3 separate regions of the Mus musculus genome follow, and regions 2 and 3 are each linked to region 1. Evidence: chromatin loops called from intact Hi-C (ENCODE). Cell type or tissue: heart. All regions are shown on one strand.

Region 1 (8,000 bases):
ACTCCTGGGAGAAGACACACATTTCTCTTAAAAGAAGAAATCTAAATCTATGGGAAGGTTAGGACTGTCCTGGGGAAATGAGGCAAGCATTCGGAGGTGACTACAAGTGCTCAGAAAGTATAAGACATGCTTGGAGATGGCCAACTGTCTACTGGTGATGGAACACAATGTACCGTAAAATGGCTGAAGAAGACACAACCAACCTTGGATCCCCAGTTAGGAAATAGAAAGTGTTCTCCTATGAGCAACAAGAACAACCTTTAAAAATAATAAAAAGGAAGGGTTTTTTTTTTTTTTTGGCAATGTAGAAAATGGCTTAGAGAAAACAGAAATTGGCGGTATGGACAGCAATGGGCAGAAAAACATCTATTGGCAGCCTCATTATAATCTCAACCTATACAAAATCTTGTTTACGATAATACTGATTATCTTGTTTTAATAGAAACTATGAAAGAAATGGAGGATCTGGGTTAAGGAGTCCCGTTTCCAGCATGGGATAAGCTCGCGTCTCGGAGATCAGGGTTGTCTGACTCCAAACTATGTATTCCACTAGAACAAGAGCCGACAAAACACGAATGGTAGGGTCTCGACTTCGTACGTGACAGTGGGGTTAGGAAGTAGAAGCCCAGTAAAGTACGTGCGCGGTGTGGTTCTGGCAAGTTAGTCCATCGGCACCCGCGAGCCTCCAGCATCCCGTCCACTCCCTGGGCACGGAGGGCGCCTGCGCGAGTCTCCGCACCTGGATGAGCCCGCTGAGGACGCCGAAGAGCCAGTGCTTGCTGTAGACCGTGCTCCCGATGCGGTCTCCCCCACCCAGGTCCTCTTCATCCTCCGAACCACAGGTAGGCGGCGGAGGAGACGGGTTTCGATCCATGCCGATGCGCGCCAACAGTACCGGAAGCCGCGGAGGAGGCGAGAGGACGCGCCAGAGAGCCCAAGGCACACGGCTCAGCTCCCACACAGCGCCCCCTGCCGTCAGGCTCCCGCGAGGTCCGGGAACCTGTAGGATCCATGGGGTCTTCTTCTCCACCCAGAGCTAGGAGTGAGCACAGAACACACACACACACACACACACACACACACACACACACACACACAGTAACTGCCATGTCCAGATATGTTAGCTATTCATTAGTGCTGATTTAAACCTTACATCAACTTCAATTTTAGCACGCACTTGTGGAGTTTTAATCTTTCTTTGATTTGATTCTTTGTTTGAGTCAGGGTCAAGCTATGTAGTCCAGGCCTGCTACTCGCCATCTTATGCCTCCACTTCCAGCAGCTAGAACTATAGGCAGGTGCCACGGTGCCCAGAAACTCTTGTTTGGTTGGTTTTTGTTTTTAATTCTTTTATCTGAGATTCATCCTAGTACACTGAAGTGTGCATACATGCTCTGCAAACTTACTTTTCTCTTAAAATCTCAGGTGCAGGAAGTTGAGTTAGCTGTGTCTCGTGTTTATGGAATCTTCTGAGTTATCACCCACTCAAGCGTCCCTGCTCCTTCTCTCACAGACTCACTTTTTATAACCAGAAAGTAGCTTTATTCATTTTTATTTTCTCTCCCCCCCCCATACCCCTTTCTGTTGACCTTGAATGAAAACACAGCTCAGTTCATGCTTCTCTAGTTACTCATAGGTAATCAACAGTCTTGTGTGATTTTCAACTATAACCTTAAAGACTTAGTTTAGTTAACCATGATGACTGCAAACCACCCAGCTTGGTGTTAAAGCCTTTCTACCCCAGGGGAAATGATTGCAGAATATGTCTTTTTTTTTCTGCAATTATTTTTTACAAAATGGGAGTGGCTGGCCCTTTTGAAGGGCTGAGATTATCTGCAGAGAGGCATCTAGAGTTGATGCTTTCTCAGTGGGAAGTGATTTTGCCATCAGCCTTTGTAAGTCGTATTTTACAGTGAGTCAGAACTTACTGATTTTTCTCTCGGGGAGGGCACAGGGGACTGAAAGCTGGGGCCTCACCTGTGCTTGGCAGTCATGCTTAGCACTGGGCCATAGCCCAGAATGCATTGGTTTTTATCTAGTTTTCAACTTCATAACTGAAACCATACACAGCGCTTTCTTGCTATCTCGTGTCATATTCCAATTCCATCTCTTCTTGTCTCTTTCTTTAAAAGAAAAGAAAAAGAAAAGAAAAGCAAGTGATGTCCCCTGCTAACCCACAGGCCCTCAACCCTCAGTGTGACTGCCCTGTGCTCTCAAAACAACAGTGACAGCGACAAAGTGCATTTCACAAGTATTTATTCAGCACATTGGGATGTTTAGGGATCCAGATTTTAGAAAATATCTCAACCCAGTAGTTGCTCCTCTTCTCGGGGGGCAGCATGACTGGGAACAACAGGAAGAGAAAACTCAGTATCTTTTAGGCAGGCCAGCAGGTCGGAAGTGGTTGGGGTCTTTGCCACTCCGGCCCCACTCATTGGCAAACTGGTCAGCTCTTGAGTCCTCTGCTCCATGTCCCGTGAACTTCTGAACAGCCTCTCTGGCATCGCTGTAATTAGGATGGACAAGAAGATTTTTAACCAAGCCCACAGGCAGTAGCTCCACCCTCAGGACTCTCTCCTCCTGGCTGTGAGGGGAGGGAGAGGCTGGTAGGACCCTGCCCAGGCTGTCAGCCTCACACTGGATGAGCAGCAGCAGCAGGAAGTGGGGGGGTCATCCACAAGCAATCACATGACCACCAACCCCTTCCAGTACTATGCACAGAAAAGAGGAAGATCGAGAGGTAACGGGTAGTATACACAGGTTGCAGAAGAGACAGCTCCTTCCTGGCTGTCCAAGGCAGTCAATCTCTGTTCACCCAGACCCGTGTTACCTGATGACTTTAGCAGCCCAGGCTCCCCCGGGACCCCTCCGGGCAGCATCATAGTTCCCCCGAGCATGGAAGTATTTGTCTGAGTTTTTCCAGTTAGCTTTCTTCATGTCAGAGTAGGCTCGCCACATGTCTCTAGACCCTGGAGAGGGAAGAGAGTGATGGCGGTGGTTGTGTTGAGGTAAAACAGAGGGCTACGACGTCTATCCAACTCATCCCAGCTTTTCCCAAAACCCACAGAAATGTTGCTAGCTTGAAATAAATAGTTCTTACTGCCCAAAGAAGTACATTGGAGCGGGTTTTATCCCAATGGACTCCCATCTTAGCTCTGTTGCTGTTTGTCTTTGTTTTTGTTTTTTTGTTTTGGTTTTTTCAAGACAGAGTTTCTCTGTAGCCCTGGCTGTCCTGGAACTCACTCTGTAGACCAGGCTGGCCTCGAACTCAGAAATCCGCCTGCCTCTGCCTCCCAAGTGCTAGGATTAAAGGCATGCGCCACCACTGCCCAGCTTTTTGGTTTGTTTTTGTTTTTTGTTTTGGTTTTTTCATGCTGTTTGTCTTTGGCTGTTCAAAAAGCGTGTAAGAAGAGGAGAGGTGATCTCTAGGGAGTGCGTCATCATATGACAACGGTCACCATAAGAAGCTCTCTCTGAAATGGTCCAGGGGAACTTCTAAGGTGTGAAATGAGATCGCTTCCCTTCCTCCTTTCCCCTCCCTCTGCTTCCGATCCTTTCCTTTCTCTTGTGTTCTCTTTTCCTTTAGAGACAGCCTATGTCTCTGTGTATCCCTGGATGGCCTGAAACTCACAATCCTTCTGCCTCGGCCTCCCAAACGCTACAGTTACCACCGCAGCCACAGTTCTTGCCTAGCACAAAGCAATGGGAGAAACTGCTCTCCAGGCAGAGAGAGTGAGCGCAGCTCTGTTCTGAGTCCACCTGGATGTCCAGGATCTATTTCCCCCAAGCAGTTCTCAGCACTCCTTCAGAGGTAACAAGGGGAACGTCTCTGCCACAGACTGCCACAAGCAGGATGATTGACACTCTGGTGGCAATGGACACACTAGGTTTAAAACCCCTACCTCCTCTCCAGGAACAGGGAAGAGTGCTATCCACCATGGTGCTTATGCAGAAAAGCTGAGGGAAACGCACGAGGAAGTCCGTGGAAAATGCTCATTTATTATCGCCCCGCCCCCTGCCCCCTCTGCTCATTTACTACCGCCCCGCCCCCCTGCTCCTCAGGACGGTGCCACAAACAGAAGGAAGATCTAAACTAAGGACCAGGAGAGTGAGCTGCACACTGAAGGAATCAGATCCAGCTAATGATAAATGGGAAATATCAAAGGTAGTGAGTTAGGGAGAAAGGGGAAGCCTAGGTTCTCTTAACTTTCATTGTGAGGCTGAGTTGTGGTGGCACACACCTTTAATCCCAGCACTCAGGAGGCAGAGGCAGATGGATCTCTGTGAATGGGAGGCCACCCTGGTCTACAAGGTGAGTCCAGGACAGCCAGGGCTCGGTTACACAGAGAAATTCTATCAGAAAGAAAGAAAGAAAGAAAGAAAGAGAGAGAGAGAGAGAGAGAGAGAGAGAGAGAGAGAGAGAAAGAAAGAAAGAAAGAAAGAGTCTGACTGACTGACTGTCTTTTGTTGTCTTATGGCTGGTGGGCTATATTTCCCTTGATGACAGTTTCTTGTCTATGTCTCAGCCTCAATAATAGACCTATGTCCCAGGTAAGTAAGTCACTGTCTCCTGTTGACGGTGGAGCTGCCTTCCACCCGTGCCATGATCTATTCCTTCTCAGGTAAATAAGTAAGTGTGTGCTCAGAGCTGTATAGTGGCTAACCTGGGCTAAATTCTGCTCTTCCAGGGGTTTTCTAAGTAAGATAGCTTACGTATGCTCTTTGTACATTGGTTTCCTTAAAGGGTAGTAGTGACACCTACGCCACAAGATTAATTTTAATGTATGGAATTCATTTCCATACATTATGCTCCTTGGACAATGCCCACTCTGTGTGGCAAACTTAATTAGCCTTGTTTGCTGTCTCTGTGGGTTGTCACCTGCTGCCCCGGTTTTCCCCCTCCGCACCTTCCCTGGAACCAGATATAGACGTGAACTGCTCATCACTCTCCACAAGGGGGCAGTAGAGGCCTCTTCCCCACTTCTATTGGGGAGTCTACATCTTTGACCTACAGATTTCACCTACATTCCCGTGGAAAGACTGCTGTACAAACATTACAGGATCTGAGATTTGGGATCCTCACAGAAAAAGGTCAACACTGAGCAAAAAAGCTACAAACTTCTCAGGAAGAGCTACACCGCCACTCTATGGGGATTTTACAAGCATGTTTGCCCTTGATTATGTGGTCCCTGCTCAAGTAAATTCTTAAAACTCAGAAATACAACCTCCAGCCCCCATCCTTGAAGCCTACCTTGACCAGCTTCTTTCATGAACTGGACCCATCTTTGGCTGTCAACTCCCAGGATCAAGATGCAAAGAATGATGGCAATGGAAGGCTTCATCCTGCTATAGGGCCAGGAAAACAAAGATGAGCATGCCATTTCGTGGGGTGGAGGATGCTTCTGCAGTGCTGAGCTATCTATCCTTGCACACTGGTAACAAACCCCACTGGATTTCATACATAAACCCACACACATACAAACAAAGATTATAGGTAAGGGGATTTCAGGGAACTCTCTAGTTCTCCATTTCCTTGTATTTCATTAGAATCCCACTATCTAAGGGTTTGCAAATGGACCATTAATATAAAGCACATTGCACTCCAATCATGCCAGCTGAAACCCAACTGTAAAGGAAGTTTCCAGAGGGCTATGTGGGGGCTTTCTAACCAACATAGCTCCCTGCATTCTATCTGTAGAAGGCTATTGCACCCTTCCCTGAATTCACACAGAAGCACACTACAAGTTCCATGCAGAAAGCATAATATCCAGTGAATTCTAACCATCTAGTGGATTCAGGATAGAGATAGAACATTAAACACAACAAGCAAATGCTGGCGGGGAAAAGAATCTGCAAAGAGGAAATGCTGGAAAGTTCTGGCAACTCACCTCGTGCTGCGAGCTCCTTCTGGGACCCCAGGTGAGTGGCTTCTGTCCTTTGCTGAGGAGATGTGGCCGAGGATATCTATATATACTGTCACTCCACTAATGGAGCAATCCCTGTTTGATCTTGCATAATCCCACTTACCCATAATTTCTCTTTCAGAAGATAACTTTTCCTTCATGTACATCTTCTTTCCCCAGATTGCGCCATCTAGGCATTTCCAGAAATGTGGCCAGTTAGGACTTTCTGAAGTCTTCGCCATCCTGGTTGGAAATAATCAAGACAAATGCTTTATATCCAGTTTCTTGGGGGGGGGGAGCAATATTAGAAAGAAAAATATGAATGTGTGATAAATCATGGGATCCAATCCAAAGGCTAAGCTAATGCCCTTTCAAAGCTCAGTTCAGGTTTAAGCTGGAGCCTTAGGGAACAGGAGGATGGGAGGCAGAAGCTGGCATTTAGCACCCAACGCTGCGGAAGATCTCCAGACTCCAGTATACTCCATATTGCTATGGAAGGTCAGGGAGCAGACGAAATCTAGAGACTTTGATTAACCAGGGACACTAAACAATAAAACAATTTGCTTCAAAGTCACAAAGAAATAACACACCATAAAGATGAGGAAGGCTCCCTGGATGCTAAATTATCCTAACAATGGATTCAGGCAGAAAGTGGCAAGAGGAGACACAGGAATGCTGGGAAATGACATCAGGAAACAGCTGCTAGAGCCAGAAAAGCAGCTCTAGGTTTTGCCGTGGGAGTTTATCTTATAAGAAAGCCATTCAGACCATGGTCTTCTCTCCTTTACTATCCCCACCCCTTTACGCAAAAGAAAAATTAAATGTATTGAGTTCCCTAGAGAAAGAAGGACGGTATAGCTGCGACGTGGTAGGTGTGGTGAAGGTATCACATTTGGCCTCCTGCTCTAAGAGCCCTGGGCTGGAAGCAGAGGAAAGCAGAGGGGCTAAAAAGAGCCCACCCAGGAGGCAATAGCTCAGGGGTGTTCCCCAAGTTGTTTGCTACCAAGAAGAGAACTGTGGCTATCTCGTTGGAGATACAAGTTGATGTAGATAAACCTCGTAAGCTGGAAGGTGGTGAATAATACCCGAGAAGAAGAAGTAACAGCCTAGAAAAATGAGCGTGTAGAACTTTCAGTCATACTACAGGCCAGAGGATGCTATGGTGCTGTGGCAGACATTGATACATGTGACGCAGGATGGAGCAGACCAAGCGTGGACACCATGTTAGAGAATTGTTGTCATACATTAAAGCCTTGAAAAGAAAAAAATGCCTCTTCCTAGATTTGGCCTTTATTTTGGTTATTTTGAGCTCTGTGACTGAAAGGGAAAAAAAACTGTTCAAAGATTTTCGTCCCTTGGTCCTCAGCCAAGACACTGCCCAAGCTGCCTTTGGCTTAGGAAAAAGATTCTTCCGTGGCTGGCTTGGCTCACGTTGTCCTAGCAGTAAGCAGCTACAACTTCCCACAAGCCCTGGTTGCAAACCTCTTTGGGGAAGTGCTTCACAGAGAACTGTGTGTGAAACCTGCCGCCTCCTTTGTTCTGACTTCCTAGGCATAAACATTTGGTTCCGGGATTATGTATTGACTTCCTCAGCCACTTTAGACTCAAAACTCACCTCCCAAGTATCTACTTTTTCAAACCCCTCTCATCCCCCCTTCCCCTTCCTCCTTCCCCTTTCTCCCCCTCCTCCTCCCCGTCTCCCCCCTCCCTCTCGTCCCTTTTTAACCTGGCTTTATTTTATGTGTATTTTGCCCAAATGGATGCATGTGACCCACATGAATGCCTGGTGCCTGTAGAGGTCAGAAAATGATGTCAGCGCCCCTGGAACTGGAGTTATAGATAGTTGTGAGCTACCATGAGTACTGGGAATTAAACCCAGGTCCTCTGGTAGACCAGCGAGTGCTTTTAACTGCTGACCCATCTCTCCAGCCCCAACCCCCTTCTTTGATAGAAGGCAAGTGAGTATTTTTCCTACACATTAAGAAAAGCAATTTGCATGGACTTTTTCTTTACTAACAATGGTTTAACTAATCCGTTGAGAATTCTTTTAAGCTTTTTATTGATTCTTCGTGAAATCTGAAGTGCACACCCAAGTCC
Region 2 (8,000 bases), 59 kb after region 1:
ATAAAAACACTGCAGATGTTTTAGTTCCCATAAACAACATACAGGACAACCTACCGGGTGGCAAATGCAATCAACAAGGGACTATCAGAAGGGACGGAGCCATCCAGTAACTGTAACCCCGTGGGCAGGTCTCCTTCTTCCAGCTCCGTGTAGGCAGGATTAGATCTTGCCATTTCTGAAAGGTAAAGCATAGCCTTTCCCGTCACCTCGCTGCAAATACCCATGGACACATTCTTTCAACAGCCTTTATCACGGCCTGCTGTCACCCCCCAGCACAAGACCCCAAGACTGGCTAAGCACTGGAGGAAACAAAAACAAAACCTACCAGGATATAAGCTCATGTTTTAAAGATTGTAAGTTAAACTGGGAGATAAAACTCCGTGGAATTTTTATTTTTGTGTATGTGTGTGCTGGTGTACCCAGAGGCCAGGAGACAGCACGGGATCCCCTGGAGCTGGAGTGGTAGCCATCTGATGTGGGTGCTGTGAGCCAGGCTCAGGTCCTCTGCAAGAGCAGCAAGTGCCAGCTCCTAACCTCTAAGTCTCCTTGTCAGACTCACATAAAGCAAATTGTCAGAGGACAAAAGCACAAATAGTGGAAATGGAAGTGACTATTATGCTTTGAAAAAGTAAGTTTATAGGACTCTGTGTGTACTGTGTTTGTATATACCATGTATGTGTGTACTGTGTGTGTGTGTTCCATGTATGTGTGTACTGTGTGTGTACCATGTATGTGTGCACTGTGTGTGTGTTCCATGTATGTGTGCACTGTGTGTGTGTGTACCATGTATGTGTGTGCTTATGAGTCACATATCTCTATTACTGAAGGCAATCTGTTCAGGTTTTACAGAACCTGTATCCCATATCATCTTTTAGATTTAAATTCAGTAAAATTGGATTTAGCTCAGTGGTAGAGCGCTTGCCTAGCAAGCGCAAGGCCCTGGGTTCGGTCCTCAGCTCTGGGAAAAAAAAAAAAAAAAAAAAAAAAAAAGACAAAATAAATTCAGTAAAATTGATTTAAAAATAGTTGACCTTTAAAACATAAAACCAAAACAAACACCAGCCATGGAGCAAATCTTCATCCTAAGGAGGAAGAACTGCCTTTTGGGAGCATTCAGGAACCATTCACAGCCAACCTCAGTGAATAAAGGGAGTGGCAAGCTAGTTAGAAAAACAAAAACTTGCCGGGCAGCGGTGGCGCATGCCTTTAATCCCAGCATTTGGGAGGCAGAGGCAGGCGGATTTCTGAGTTCGAGGCCAGCCTGGTCTACAGAGTGAGTTCCAGGAAAGCCAGGGCTGCACAGAGAAACCCTGTTTCGAAAAATCCAAAAAACAAAACAAAACAAACAAACAAACAAAAAACAACTTTTCTGGTTTCAAAAAAGGCCAGAAATGGTGGAGCACGCCTTTAATCCCAGCACTTGGGAGACAGAGGCAGGTGGATCTCATGAATTTGAGGCCACAGCCAGGGCTCTGTACAAAGACTCTATCTCAAAACAAACAAACAAACTAAACAAACAATGAAAGCAAAAATGGTATGACTCGGGACCTAAGTAAAATGTGGTTGTTGGTTTTTTATGGTAGTTTTCAATGGTCCTGAAGAGACAGGCCAAAGAACAGTGTCAGAACAGTCAGCTGCCTCTGATGTGGGGGGGAAGAGCTCCCACTGCTGGCAGGAATGCAAACTGCTACAGTTGCTGTGACACTGGAGTTTAGATCTGCCATATGAGCCAGGTATCCATCCCAGGAATCCCAAGTCAACACACCAAAGGTACCCCGCTCAGCCAAGTTAGCTGCAATGTTCACAATAGCTAAGAAACCGAACATGCCTGTCCGTCCATCAGAGGGTGAATGGTTAAAAACAATGTGGTACATAAAGAATATGGAATTTATGTGGTCATAAAGGAAAATGAAATCATGACTTGTGTGGGAAAATGGATGGAACTGGGAATCATGTTAAGCAAAATAAGTCAGACTCAGAAAGACTCAGAAATGCCGCATGTTTTCTATTGCGCAGCTGTAGAGAAAGTAATAGAACAGAAGAGGAGAACTGGAGGGAAAAAGGCATCCGCTGAAAAGAGGAAAAAGAAGGCCAGGGGCGAATGAGGAAAAGTATGTAACACATACGAAGATGCCATGATGAAACCCCTTACTTTCTATGTTAATGTAAAAAGTAACTTCATTTATGATTAGTGTGTATTTTCATGTATCAGAGGCATACACACATACATACAAATACGTATTTTTTTAAAAGAGTTGAGTAGAAAACAGAAGAGAGTCTGGCCAGACAGAGAGTTCTAGCCAAATCTTTTGTCAAGTGCCCACATTATAAAATACCTCTACATTTGGCAATGCCACCTGATAGTTACCTTTTAGTCCTTCGACAAAAGTGTCCCAAACGCAAGGGCTGTCGTAAGTGAGCTTGATACTCTCCTTTGCTCTTTTCAAGTCCAGAAGAAAAAAGTACTTCTTTAGGAAACGACAAGCCAGGATTTCTGGAGAGAGCTGCTGTGAAGCCCGGTCCACATGCCCACCTACGCTTTCCATTGCTGAAGTCAACACATTCAGTTCCAAGCACAACGTTGTCAATTCCGCCAGGTCCCTCTGAAGGCTGTTTGTGATGGCGTATGGAGAGCATACTCGAAAACGGTCAGCCGAGGGCTCACTGAGGTTGCTTACAGGGTCACAGGTTATCTGACCTCCAGCTTCTTCAGTGACTAAAGAGACCCTTCTTCCTTCTCCACTCTCTTCATCTAATACTCTCTTTTCTGTCTCACCGAGGAGGTGTGCACCCAAGTTTGATTTCACGGTTGGACTGCTGGTATTGGAAATGCCGGGGAAGTCTTTCATGGCAAATGTTTTCTCTAACTGTGAAAGCCACTCAAGTAAAACCATTCTTAGCACCTTGGGCTCAAACAGAACCAGAGGGTCCAATAACTTGGTCCTATATAAAAGAGATGAATGTAAAGTTGTTTCATTTGTTTTTTTTTTTTTTAAACAATTTAAACAAACTTAACTGATTAAAGCATACTCATATAGAATAAATGTTGCTTTTGAGCATTTTAAATGACAATTTTCCTGCAAGCCTACAAGGCAGACAACACTGACCCTGGAGCACGTTACTAATTTTGGAACATCCATTGCAAATGAGGCTACCTCTGACCTAGACAGTCAAGACCAGTGCAGATGCAGTGCAAAGGCCACCCCCACGCACTGTAGACCTTCCACACTCACATTGCTTCTGCTGTCGCTGCTGTGAGTTCTTGAAGCCTGTCTTCTTTAGGAGGTTGATGAATTTCTTTCTCCCTAGAAAAGCATGAAAAAGAAAGAATCCTACTCACAGGCAATAGGGGCAACCAAAGCTTTCTTATTTTGTCTTTTTTTTTGTTTGTTCAAAGCTTTCTTAAGACCAAGACTTCTAGTACTTACTAAATGGCAAGTATGTTTCATGTTGCATTGCCTTAAAGAGTCTCCCTGTCACTCCCCATCAACCCGTATCTTCATTAAATATTCTGTTCTAATTCATCAAGCAATAGCACATCCTAGAGCTGACAGGCCAGACAGCATTAAAGATGTGAAGCTACAGCTAGTCAGAAGGCTAGGACACAACCTGATCTTAGTCACCTCCTCTTAATCTAGCACTCCTTTGTCATTCCAGAAATGTGTCAAGATGACAGAGAAGGCGGAAGGTGAATGAGGTCTGAGACTGAAGTTCTGTCTCAACAGTAATTAATTCTTTGTAAACTGTGGAATTTGCAGATTCTGCGCTACGCAACAGTCTTCGATGAGCAGCGTCACACATACAGGGTCTCCCACAGTACTGTCTATGGCTTCTGCACACTGCCAGTTGCCCTAGCATTCTAGACTCAGACACAAGCTTACTCAGTGTCCTCCTCCAGAGGGCAGGTGACTGCACTCACTTCCTCTTCATGTGCTCGGTCAGCATCCTTGGATTCAAAAGGCTCTTTCAGCTCGGGGCTTCCGTGAAGGGTGCCAATCTTCTCAGTAGTTTTACGCACAAAGCTAGAAACACTGGAAGTCAAATACCAAAAATCTAACATGAAATTATATCAACACTGTCAGAGTTGATATATAACACTAGTTATATATCATAGTTGCTCTAACACTTGTTTCTGATGTTTCTGTTTGCATTAGTACTATTAAGCCAGCTTGAACTTAATAAAAAGACAGACTCTGCTCATAACAATTTCTCTAATCAACCACATTTCACATGAGTCTCATATAAACTTACGATAAAGTGATTCACTGTGTTTATAGAACTGCCCTGAAGCTGAGTGGTAGTGGCACATGCCTTTAATTCCAGCCTTTAGTCAGGAGGCAGATCTCTGTGAGTTTGGGACAATGCTGACCTTGGTCTACAGAGCAAGGTTCAGGACAGCCAAAGGTACACATAGAAATCCTGTCTCAAAAACAAAAACACAACAACAACAACAACAAGCCCCTGTCCTGAGATTAGTGAGTCACTGCTGAGGGGCAGGTCTCTAATCCAGTTGTTCCTGCAATGTCATGCCTCCTTCAACTCAAGCAAGGTAAACATGTGACCATATGCCACTTTCTAGTCAGAGAAGAACAAGGATCACCTCATGGGACTTAGCTCCCAACTTTTCACAACAGATACAGAAGGACAGACAAGAAGAATGTGCACTCAGCAGGACTCGAGCAAGTAGCCGAGCAGAAGACACATCTTCTCATTCATTCTCAGGGCCAAGACTGGAAACATTTTCAAAAATTTCCAATTTCTCCCAGATGATGGTATGTACTTTTAACCCCAGCATTCGAGAAGCAGAGGCAGGTGGATCTCTGCTTGAGGCCGGCCCATTCTACATACGGAGTTGCATGTCGGCTAGAGCTATGTAATGAGGATATGCCTCAAGAAGGGAAAAAAAAAATCCTCCAATTCTGACCCATTGAGTGAGAAAGGATCAAGGACTTAAAGGGCCAGCAAGACACCTCAGCAAGTAAAGGTACTTAATATTCTTTTAGAGAACCTGGGTTCACTTCTAGCACTCACGTGAAGGCTCACAAGCACCTCTAACTCCAGTTCCAGAGGACCCAGCATGGCTTTGCTCCCACAGGCACCCACATACACATAGTACACATAAAACTCACACAAAAATCTTCACATACACAGAAAAAGCAAATGGGCCGCAAAGCGGCTGCACTGGTAAAGGCACTGCCGCCCAGCCTGACAAGACGAGTGACATCCCTGGAATCCACACAGCAGAGAACTGATGAGACACGGTGGTCTTCTTCCTCTACGTGGACACACTACAGCATACACCAGAGATGAGACCAAAGTATTTCATCTTTGCTGTGTCTGGGGTGGAAGTGGGGGCTCATCTACAACAACCTAAATACTCAGCTATGCAAATGAAGAGGAACACTCAATTCCCCAAGGTTAAAAGGAGAAATTAGTAGTTTATAGTAACTGGTGACTAGAGAAGTAACTTAAGAGGCCTTCTTTTTATCATTTAAAATGTCTTCCTTCTCAACACGTCATTTGACAAGTAAAGCCAAGTGAGAAATGGGGTTAAAGGGCAAGATGGTTCACCTACCTGTCTTTAACAGCCTGAAGAGACACGAGGGGAGATGGAGAACGAAATGGCAGTGCAATGCTGAAGGGCAGAAAAGCTTCACTCTTATCTACCTCAGACATCACTGGACTGTGGGAAGCACTCTCTGATAAACAGAAGAAGGGAAAAACAAACATCTAATCACATGGAAGACTTCTAAAAAGCTAAACAAATTCAGAAATGAATAAACCAAAGGAAATGAAGGATTCAATACCAAAATCATAACCGACCCAGATACAAATGAGCACAGAACACAGGTTTATGGGATGCATGGATGGTCCACATGAAACACGGAGCCAGGTACCTTCATCCAACTACTAACCCTGAATCCCCATAAGCCACAAAGGTAGTTTAGAGTTTCTACTAATCTCTTCTCAACAGTTCAGTCACAGGAATGCTGGAGCATTGAAAAGGGAAGGCAATGGCTCCCAAACCTGGAGCCATCTTTCATTCCTGGTGGAAAATAATGTGGTTAGTGAGGGTAAAAAGCGTCATTATTTTGGCTAATAATCTGTCTTAACCTGTCCAGCATTTTTGATGCATGACCCAAATTAGGCCCTTTACAAATGTTAGTCCAAACAAGAGGTTAAAGACAACCTATGTGCCGGGTGTGGTGGCGCACGCCTTTAATCCCAGCACTCGAGAGGCAGAGGTAGGCGGATTTCTGAGTTCGAGGCCAGCCTGGTCTACAAAGTGAGCTCCAGGACAGCCAGAGCTATACAGAGAAACCCTGTCTTGAAAAACAAAAAACAAACAAAAAAAAAGACAACCTATGTGTCACCATCTTCTAGTGACCAGCAGGTCTACAGGCAGCTAGTCTCTAACATGCCAAACTTTACTCAGACCTGACAGAAACTCTGTATAACATTATCTTGTCAATTCCCAGAGAGCAACTGCTCCTTGTCAGTGACCAACAAGAGACACACCCATCACCTTCATTCCTATTGGCACCACAGCCCTGCTCTGGCTGCTCCTCTTCCTGGTGTGAGGCAAATTCTTTAAGCCTTTCATCTTCTGAGAAGGTCTGGCTGTGAAGGGAACAAGAATCTTCGTCGGACTGACTGCCTCTTCTACTACTGATGATACGATAAATACCAGAGTCCAAGATGCTAAAACTTTCCTAAAAATGAAAAGAATTCCCCTCAAAATCAAAGTTCTCCCATGTAATACAACACAGCTTTTCCCAAATAACACCAGTGCTAGAGTCTAAGGTCAGCGGCAGCAACAGCTACAGCTCCCCAGCACACACCAGGGAAAGAAGAGCTTGAGTGCTTTGCGTGGGGATGTCACATAAGCTAATGCCACCATGCTACCCACCACACTGCTCAGCCTGTCCTGTCTTTGGAAAGCAGGCAGTGAGGAAGGCCGTAGGAATGAGATAGTCCTGAGACCCTCAGGTGACATAAAACATCTGAAATCACAAATTGAAAACAACCTCACCTAGACAGGAAACTATGAAGAACATTTGGGACCGGCAAGCAGTAAACAGTGGCGTGAACAAATGCAGCTTCAAGACACACCTGCTTTTCCTTCACTGTGCATCATGGAAGAAAACTCCCCTGCTACATGCTGGATTCTGAACGTGTTCTATATTGATGCTCAATCTAAGGTGCTACTGGGAGGTGGGAAGCCTTTAAAGTGGAGCTCAGCAGAAAATTGGACAATACCAACCAAGCATGCATTAAACTTTCTCAAACTACATGCCAAAATAACTCTTCCCTTCTTACAAACTATTTAGCTCATTGTAGTCGGTCAAAGTAACAAAAAAATCTGACATCTCTGTGCCACTATCGCCCCAAAAAGTACATGGAAAGCAAGAAAGACCCTTGGACTTACATTTCCCTGTAAGATCCAAAACACTTTTAAAAGTTACTAAGCTAGCAAATGACTCAGTGGGTGAAGCACCTGATGCCAAGTAAGATCACCTGAGTTCACCCCTCAGAAGCTACACAGAAGGAGGAGAGAACTGACGACTGGAAGCTGTCCCCCATCTCCCTACAACACACGCCTACTAAATAATTAAGTGAGAGAGACAAGCACTTACATGCGATGAGATGGAGCTTCTTCTGCTGCTGCACGCCGACTCCAAAGGCTCGAACCTTAAGATCAAGTCGTCCAGCTGAGAAATTAGTTCACTGCAGGCTGTAAGGTCCAGCTGAGACTTCAAATGCTCCAACTTATCTGCAGTCAATGTTTTTCTTGCCTAATAAAAGGATAAGAAAACCCCAACAAAACAGTTTACTGTTTTACTGCATCTATAGCCAAAGAGCCAAAGGGCTAAAAGCACACCCACAAAAAGAAGCCTTCCCAGGTGTTTTGAGAAGGCTGAGTAAGCTAGCAAGACTTAGTCAGAATATATTCTATATTAAGAGTTAAGAGTTAATATATGTGCAATCAGCCCTCTTAA
Region 3 (8,000 bases), 680 kb before region 1:
AAGAACTTGAAGTCCAGTGCGGCTTTCCCCAGCAGCTTGAGTTATCCTTGGAGCAGAGAAAGGAGTGGGGCAGGCTGGACTCACCCTCAGGCCGGCGCACTGCTCTCCAGGCGTGGCCATGGAGCGCCCTCTGTTCATCAGTCTGAGTCTGTTTGTCCCAGAGCAGCCTTCAGAACTCAGCTCCAAGCCGAGGAGGAGGAGGCGGGACCAGGCAGGTTTGACAGGGATTGGAGCTGGATAGCGGAGGCCCCAGGGCAAGGTCCAGCTGCATACAGAGGTGGAGCTGGTGCCCGGGGAGGTGATTCTGGAACCCCTGAAAAGTGCCGGGCCGGCCACCTCCATGCTTCCTCTCCGTGAGAAGTCCCTCCCAAACTTGCTGCATACTTTGGACTTAGCAATGCAGGAAGGTATCCTGCGGAAAGAGCCAAGAGACTTAGTAATTTACAGGACCAGCAACTCGGGACAGATGTTGTCTAAATGCAGGCGCTGCGAAGAATGAGAAGTGCCTTACTTTGAAAAATATTTATTTACGTGTGTATTTGTCCTTCTATTTATTAGTTTTTGAGATAGGGTCTCACTATGCAGACCAGGCTAGCCTACAACCCAAGCCCCTGCTGGCCCAGCCGCCTGTGTGCCTTATTAAGAACAATCTTAATAAAGACCTTAGTATGAGCTGGAGAGGTGGCTCAGGCACTCTAAACTCCCACTGCTTCTGCAAAGGACTGGGGTTGGGTTCCCACGACTCTCTTCCAGCTGCTCACAAGCATCTGCAATGACAGCTCCAGGGGACCCAACACCTTCTCCCGGGCCTCCACACTCCTGTGCATACATACAAATGATGAAAATAAAACAACCCTTGAAATGGCTTAAGCAGTGCAAGTCACACAGCATGGCTCGGTAAGTTAGTTATTAGTACTGATATTACAGCAGCAGCAGCAGCAGCAGCAGCAGCACCTTAAAATGCTACGGCAAAACCCACTAATATGGAAATGTGGCCTCCAAACACTCTGAAATAGATCCCAGCACCAGCAGGGTATGAGAAGGAGAAGTGTTCCTAAGTCAGGGCTCATTTTCTTTTCTTAAAGCAAGGGGTGTGGCTAAGGGGACCATGGGTTGTGTCCCAGCAATGCAATACAGACAGACAGACAGATAAGACAAGACAGATAGGCAAATAGACAAGTGACTCTGTGTTGTCTTATCCTGTTTGCACAGATACACAGTTGGAGATGTAGTAAAGTTGAGGTCACAGGGAACCCCATTTCCTTTCCACTTTTCTCTTTGTGTAACGAGTTTGTACTCCTTCCAAGGTAGGGAAGAAAAACTGCCCCAGACAGACCAACCCAGGTGCTCTGCTCCAGTGAGGGAGGAATGCAGACCTCTGCCCTGTCCAAACCCTGCCACTTCTCTGGTCTTGCCCCCACCTTTTCCCACAGCCTCTCTTTGGCAGGGCCCAGGCGGGATGGGTTCTCCAGCTTGGCTTGCCCCACCTTTTGGGGTTGCCTGTGCCCGCAGTATGATGCACAGTGTTCTTTCAGCCGGCTTCTTCTGAGCTTTCAGCAGGAGAGGGCTCTCGAAGAACTCGCAACTGCGTCTGCAAGCTGTGTGCGGCAAGCCTGCTGTCAGTGAAACTTCACATCCTCTCTGTTTATTTGGGTCCGTTTTGGTGGGAGGTGGAGGTGGTGGTGAGGACAGAGAAGCCATGGCCCTTCTTCCTGTGAGTGTCACTCCCCCCTCCCCCCCCCCCCCCGCCCCTGGCACTGATTGCTCTAACCTGCAGCAGCTTTATTTCCTGGCATAAAAAATTATTTATTCAAGTGTATGAATTCATTTGAGAGAATGAATTCAAAGGCAATTAAACTGGATGAATTTCAGGCTTAAGAGAGAAAAAAAACCTCAAAGTGTTTCTATACAAGTTAGAGTTGGGATCAAAATAAAACGTAAATATCTTTTTTAAAAAAAGATTCATTTATTTATTATATGTAAGTACACTGTAGCTGTTTTCAGACATCCAGAACAGGGCATCAGATCTCATTACAGATGACTGTGAGCCACCATGTCGCTGCTGGGATTTGAACTCAGGACCTTCGGAAGAGCAGTCAGTGCTCTTAACCGCTGAGCCGCCTCTCCAGCCCCATAAATATCTTTTTAAATATAATTATGAACTTAGTTAATATGTTTTGCAGAAGAAAACATCATTTAGCCAGGTAGGTGGTATATGCTTTTAATCCCCAGCACTCAGGAGGCAGAGGCAGGGGGATGTAAGTGAGTTTGAGGCCTACCAGGGCTACCTAGTGAGATGAAGTCTCAAAGCCAAGTACAGCATCATTTGTAATGGAAAACCATGTCAACAGAAATACATCATTGGTAATAAAGAAGCCAGATGCACAGATTTCTTTATGTGCACATGTGTGGGTGTGTCAACACAAAACCAGAGCTCTCATCTTAAGGGGAATAATAGATAGTTTATTCTGGAGCCATTTTGAGCCATGGCCCAGGAACACAGATTCCAGATTACCTCAAATTCTATCGTCCATCATGGAAGCAGTGTGAGGTGTCAAACCTGGGACACACCGCTGAGGTGCCTATTTAACATATTAAAGCGGACCTGGCCCCCAGGTTCTATCAGCAACACTCAGCTCCTAACTCTTACAGGGCCACCATGGCTGACATCCCCCATCCCCTGCCCTGAACTCTCCAGGGCTACACCTCTGTGCCTCCTGGCTGCTGCACTTGGTTCCCCTCTCTCCACTCTCCCTTCCCCTCCCTGTCTCTTCTCATGGCTCAGGGTCACGTTCACTCTGGACTCTCCCAGATGTTCCCGCCTCTGGCTGTGCTCTCCCAGATGTCTATAATAAACCTTCTGCCCCAGCACATCCATCAGAGGACGCCTGGAGTATCACTGTCAGGTAGGAAGGTGACCCACATCCTCGGAGACTGAGCTTCTTACTGTTCTCCCCTTAGACTAGACAGTGAGCCCCGGGGGTCCTCCAGTCTCCACCTCCCCAGTGCTGAGGTTGCTGGTGTTAGCATGGTTCTGGGGGTCAAACTCAGATCCTTATCATTGTGAGACACTTTACTGACTGCCGTCAACCCAAGACACCCCCCAACCCCCCACCCTTACTCTCTGGTTACCCTAGTACTCTCTATGTAACCCAAGCAGGGCTAAAGTTGCCCAGGTTGGTTTTGAATGTGCCCTGTGGTTCAGGCAAGCCTTAGACTTGTTTGGCTAAAACAAAATTTTAATATACAGTCAAGCACTGGTAAGAGATGGCGTCGTGGGAAAAAGAACTAAATAACACATTTCTAAAGGGCTTTTTGAAATTACATCTGGCGTGAAATATGTGAGTCAAAAAGACTTGGGCTTTGTTGAATACATTAATCAACAAAAAAGCTCTTAGCCGTGACGATGACTCTGAAGTGGAAGCCTGTCTGGGCTGTTCCTTCCAGAGGCTGCGCAGAGTCCTCCAGGACGCCAGAGGCGCAAGCGGCCATCATTCCGGGCGGATCGCGTGTCGCGTCGGTCTTTCTTGGGGGCGTGGGCGCAGGGCCGCGGCGCGCCTGCGCAGAGCAGCTCCGGGGCGGGTCCTGGGCTTGTCAGCCCAGCGAGGAGAAGGAAGGAGCCGGCTGCGTGCGGTGTGAGGGGCGGGACCGGGCGGGTTGCGGAGGGTAGGCACGCGGAGGCCGGGCCATGCGTGCGGGCCGGTGTGCCGCGGCGCTGCTGCTGCTGCTACTGAGCGGCGCGGGGCGCGCGATCGGCTCCGAGGACATCGTGGTAGGCTGCGGGGGTTTCGTGAAGTCGGACGTGGAGATCAACTACTCGCTCATCGAGGTGAGCCCCGGCCGCGCGTAGCCGGGTGGGCTGGATGACCCTTGGCCAGGCTCTCGGCTGCTCTGCACTCTTCCTCAGCCGCGCCGAGGAGCGGGAAGGCCGAGAGGGTCTGCCCGACCCCGGCTCCCCCATACCAGGACCTCCGAAACTCTAATCTGCCCAACCCATATTGCAGAACTTGGAAACCACACGTGTCACTCTCCGTACTAAAGACCCCAAGGCTCGGACTTACCGCTCCTCCATCCTCCCTGGGATGAATTTAAAGATGATCGATTCCCATTGCTAAGTCCTGACATGGAACAGTGTAACAACCTCTGGGGCTGCGAAGCTGCCCTACCTTCCCCACCTCTCCTTTTTAAAGTTGCCAGCCACCTTGCATAGTTGCTGGAATTACACTAGAGATTTGTGGAGTTATTTTTGACTGAGTCGAAAGTTAATGTGAAGTGGTTATCAACCCGGTGGGATTCTGACCCAGAAAGCCTGTGAGAAGAGGGGGTGGGGTAGAAGTAGACACAGGGGATTGGAGAGAGAGCTAGGCTAGGTTTTCCCAGGAGGGCTGGTAGTGCTGCCAGAGAAAGGAGGGAGATGGGAAGAGGTAAAGACTGGTGCCCAAGGAGGAGAAATGTGGAGGTGCCAAAGAGAAGGGCACCCGAGAGCCCTTTGAGCTGACCCAGTGGGGCCGGGGGGAAAAGGTGAGAAGCCGTTCCCACCCTGAATTCCTGTGGGCGTAGCCTTTCTTCAAACTACCTTTCTTCTAGGTGGGGTTAGAGGTGGTGTAAGATTTCCCGACGCGGAGAATCAACTGTCATCTTCCAGGCTTTCTCTGTAGAGTCCCTCTACCTCGTTGGTTGATTTATAATTGATTTTCCAATTTTTTGAGACACAGTATGGCCTTAGATTTACAATATACCCAAGGCTGGCTTTGAACTCTGGACACTCTTGCCTCTGTTTCCCACAGTGCTGGATTACAGGAGTATGTCCTGGTTCCATGTCACCAGGGGCCGTGCCACCTACTGGCTTTGTAGCATTGGGCATCTCAGAAGCTGCCCTGGAAGGCTTTTCAGCTTGAGCTTTCTGCAGCTTTGAGAGGAAGGAGAGGACAGTCAGGGGTGTCAGAGGACAGTCACCTCACCCCTAAGCACTAACAGGGATTACGAGAGCAGAGAGTAGGTTTTGTGGTCCATTGTGAACTGTGGTGCTCCAGCCTTAGGGCTCCTTGTCCTCCTCTCTGAAGCAACCCATCCTTTTGTAATCTCTGCTTACAACATCAGACATCTCATGCATGTTATCTCCACGGAGGGTTTTCTGAGCTGTACTTCACAAAAGACTTGTACTGCATGGTCCAGAGAGAAGTATGGCAGCCATGCTTTTGATTTTGAATTAATGGGCTTCTTAAATACATGTATAGTGAGAGTTTGAGTTTTTTTTTTTTATCACAAAAAATATTATATGTTGTCATTTTAATCCCATGTGTGGGACATGGGGCTGCCTCAGATTGTCCCCAGTATCTGATGATGATCTCCCTCAGGCACTAGCAGGACAAATTTTGCCAGCTGCAGATAGTTTCTGTGAGTGTGTGACATTTGGAATTCTGGGGACTCTTCAGAGGGAATATAAATGCTAGGGCCCTGAGAGGTGGGGTGTTGGTTGGTTGTTTTAGATATCCTGACAGTAAAGATCAAACTTGCCCTGAGGAACTGGTTGGTCACCCCTAATCAGCAGGAAGCAAGCAGTCTAGCAATGACTTCGCCCCCTTTCCCCTCTATCGGTTTTTCTCTCCTATCTGGTGTTAGGGACTGAAAGGGTGGAAGGAAAGGGGGTGGAAAAGGCTGGAAGAAAAAGAACCCACAAAGTAGCTAAAGGTATGGTTACAATGTAGCAAGCCAGAGTACAATAATAAACAGCAACCAGCAGATACACAGATGACAATGCAGCATCAAAATGAGTGTTCAAAACAGCCATTGACTGAAGAAGTCCGCTGGACGCAATACAGGGAGCCCTGGACAGAGCAGGGTGTCCTTCCTCTCACAAACAAGTAACAATGTATGGAGGTGATACCATCAATTCAGGTGCTTACAACAGCTGGGGAAACTGATGGGGGAATTGAGGAATCAGCTGGAGTCCTGGTTGAGCTTTCTCTCCATGATTGAGTATAACACTCCTGAACTTGTGGCTTCCCCAGGCACTTTTATATCATAGGAGGAAGAATAGTAACATCTGTTGGGAATGGTCCACCTTCCACCTGTGCTCAGTGGTATTTTACTTTTGGGGTATTTTGCTGTTCTTTTCCCTCCCTGTCACAGGGATGGGGCCAGCCAGTCCTTGGAAGACACTTTGAAACAAGCTTGCTTAGGTCTGACAGGGAGAAGGGACATCACTGCTCCCAGAGCCAGCTTCCGAGTGAGCTCAAACAGCATGTGACAATTTACCAATATAGTCTTGTCTTCTTTCTCTCTCTTTCTTTCTTTCTTTCTTTCTTTCTTTCTTTCTTTCTTTCTTTCTTTCTTTCTTTCTTTCTTTCTTTCTGAGACAGGGTTTCTCTGTGTAGCCCTGGCTGTCCTGGAACTCACTCTGTAGACCAGGCTGGCCTCGAACTCAGAAATCCACCTGCCTCTGCCTCCCAAGTGCTGGGATTAAAGGCGTGCACCACCACTGCCTGGCGAGTGTATTCTATAACATGTAAATATTATGGGTATTTCACAGTCTTTCCTCCCCTTCCTCCTCCTCCTCCTCTTCCTCCTCCTCTTCTTTTGGGGGCATGCCCAGGCAGTCTGGAACTTGTGATCCTCCTACCAGGCCTCCAGGCCTCCAGGTGCTAGGCCTACAGGGCTGTGCAGCCACGCCTAGTCTCCCACTCTTTTCAGTCGTCTTCCCTCTGTTTCTACCTGAGGTGCCTTCCTTCAACAACTGTTTTGGTACACGCTGAAGACTTGTCCCAGGTGGGGGATCGTAGTGCAGTAAAAGGACCAGACAAAGCTCTGAACTGTGACATTCTGTCCTTTAATAGTAGCCTGTATAAGCTAAAAAGAAGAATTTTGTGGCTGGAGAGATGGCTCAGCTCAGAGGTTAAAAGTCCGTGCTGCATCTTATTGTGAGTCCGCGCATGCTGTGCGGGAGGCCACAGGATGGCTTTGTGAACTCAGTTCCTTCCTCCCACCCTGATGTTGGCTCCGGGACTTGAGCTTAGGTCTCCAGGCTTGTGCAGTAAATGCCTTAACCTGTTGGGCGTCCTGCTGGCCTGGGAATCTGGATTTTCACAAGTGCCTTGCTAATAGCAAACTTAGAAAGTTTTAGACTCAGACATTTACATAAGCAAAACAGAAGACAACTACTGAAGCCAAGGAAAAGCTTCAAAGAATGAGACTTTAGGGGTAGGTTGAAGGTGGTTTCTCTAAGAAAAATATAAATGACATTATTCTGGGGTGCTCTGACTTCTTTCCCTGTGTCCCTGTAGCCGTTTCAGCAGCTAGCCAGTAATAGGTGCTCAGCTACCACGGGCCAATAGAACGCATGGAGGTGTCATGTGGAAACTTATTCTCTAAGCCAATATTAGAGCTTTAGGGTTTTTTTTCTCCTTTCTTTCCAGATAAAGTTATACACCAAGCATGGGACTTTGAAATATCAGACGGACTGTGCTCCTAACAACGGCTACTTTATGATCCCCTTGTATGATAAGGTAAGAGGTAGAGGGACTTCAGTCTCTATGAGTGACTTTTATGATAGGAAATAATTAGTGTGCCCAAGTGACAGTGGTGGCCAGGAGCATGGCCTTTCTCCCATGTGCAAACATTTTGTTGTAAAGATCAGTGGAATGCAGATTTCCAACGGTTGAGTGGGCTCGGTGGGGCTGCATGTCTCTGGCATGCTTGGCAGTGTCTCCAGATATTGCCCATCACAGCCACAGAGGGGATGCTACAGGCAGCTTAGCAAGAGGAGGCAGAGGTGAGCCAGATGTTCTGAGCGCTGCACAGTTTACGGCAGTTGTCATATGTGCTGCCATTGAAAGACTTGGATTCCATAGAATCTTGTGTTTTCTTTTAAGAAATATTTCAAAAACACCCATTTGTTTGTTTGTTTGTTCGTTCATTCATTCATTCATTCATTCAGCATGTGGAAAGTGGGAATGGGTACAGCCTGCCTACTTTGGTGTGTGTGTGTGTGTGTGTGTGTG

Evidence for each region. Hi-C counts contacts between places; a loop is a spot of excess contacts. Peaks named below come from ENCODE experiments on the same cell type or tissue, not always from the same donor. Only the 100,000 strongest peaks of a DNase experiment are listed, where the experiment ranks them.
Region 2: a loop joins it to region 1, with 7 times the contacts of the local background. A loop is called at or near these places in 26 of 42 quality-filtered maps.
Region 3: it touches region 1 in a loop (3-fold over the local background); 3 of 42 quality-filtered maps call a loop at or near these places.

What each region holds. Positions count from the first base shown.
Region 1 is chr7:46,709,759-46,717,758 of GRCm38, forward strand. Saal1 (serum amyloid A-like 1) reads right to left here and starts at 893. Exons shown (of 12, transcript NM_030233.1): 1 at 740-893. The coding sequence starts at 874. It overlaps Saa3 (serum amyloid A 3), which reads right to left and starts at 5,918. Exons shown (of 4, transcript NM_011315.3): 1 at 5,889-5,918; 2 at 5,252-5,346; 3 at 2,831-2,969; 4 at 2,240-2,506. The coding sequence starts at 5,342. The coding sequence ends at 2,368. In heart, CTCF peaks have their summits at 933 (motif pointing left) and 4,955 (motif pointing right); a DNase peak (open chromatin) is centred at 813; H3K4me3 peaks cover 1,160 bases; H3K27ac peaks cover 729 bases.
Region 2 is chr7:46,769,239-46,777,238 of GRCm38, forward strand. It overlaps Hps5 (HPS5, biogenesis of lysosomal organelles complex 2 subunit 2), which reads right to left. Exons shown (of 23, transcript NM_001005247.2): 11 at 7,638-7,796; 12 at 6,527-6,713; 13 at 5,576-5,699; 14 at 3,882-4,031; 15 at 3,234-3,305; 16 at 2,369-2,943; 17 at 55-175. Among named protein-coding and RNA genes, the nearest start is that of Saa2, 21 kb to the left of the region's middle. In heart, a CTCF peak has its summit at 1,665; no DNase peak of the experiment used is centred here.
Region 3 is chr7:46,030,144-46,038,143 of GRCm38, forward strand. It overlaps Abcc6 (ATP-binding cassette, sub-family C (CFTR/MRP), member 6), which reads right to left and starts at 143. Exons shown (of 31, transcript NM_018795.2): 1 at 85-143. The coding sequence starts at 138. Nomo1 (nodal modulator 1) reads left to right here and starts at 3,553. Exons shown (of 31, transcript NM_153057.4): 1 at 3,553-3,829; 2 at 7,416-7,505. The coding sequence starts at 3,689. In heart, a CTCF peak has its summit at 3,468; a DNase peak (open chromatin) is centred at 3,558; H3K4me3 peaks cover 2,304 bases; H3K27ac peaks cover 1,216 bases; H3K27me3 peaks cover 654 bases.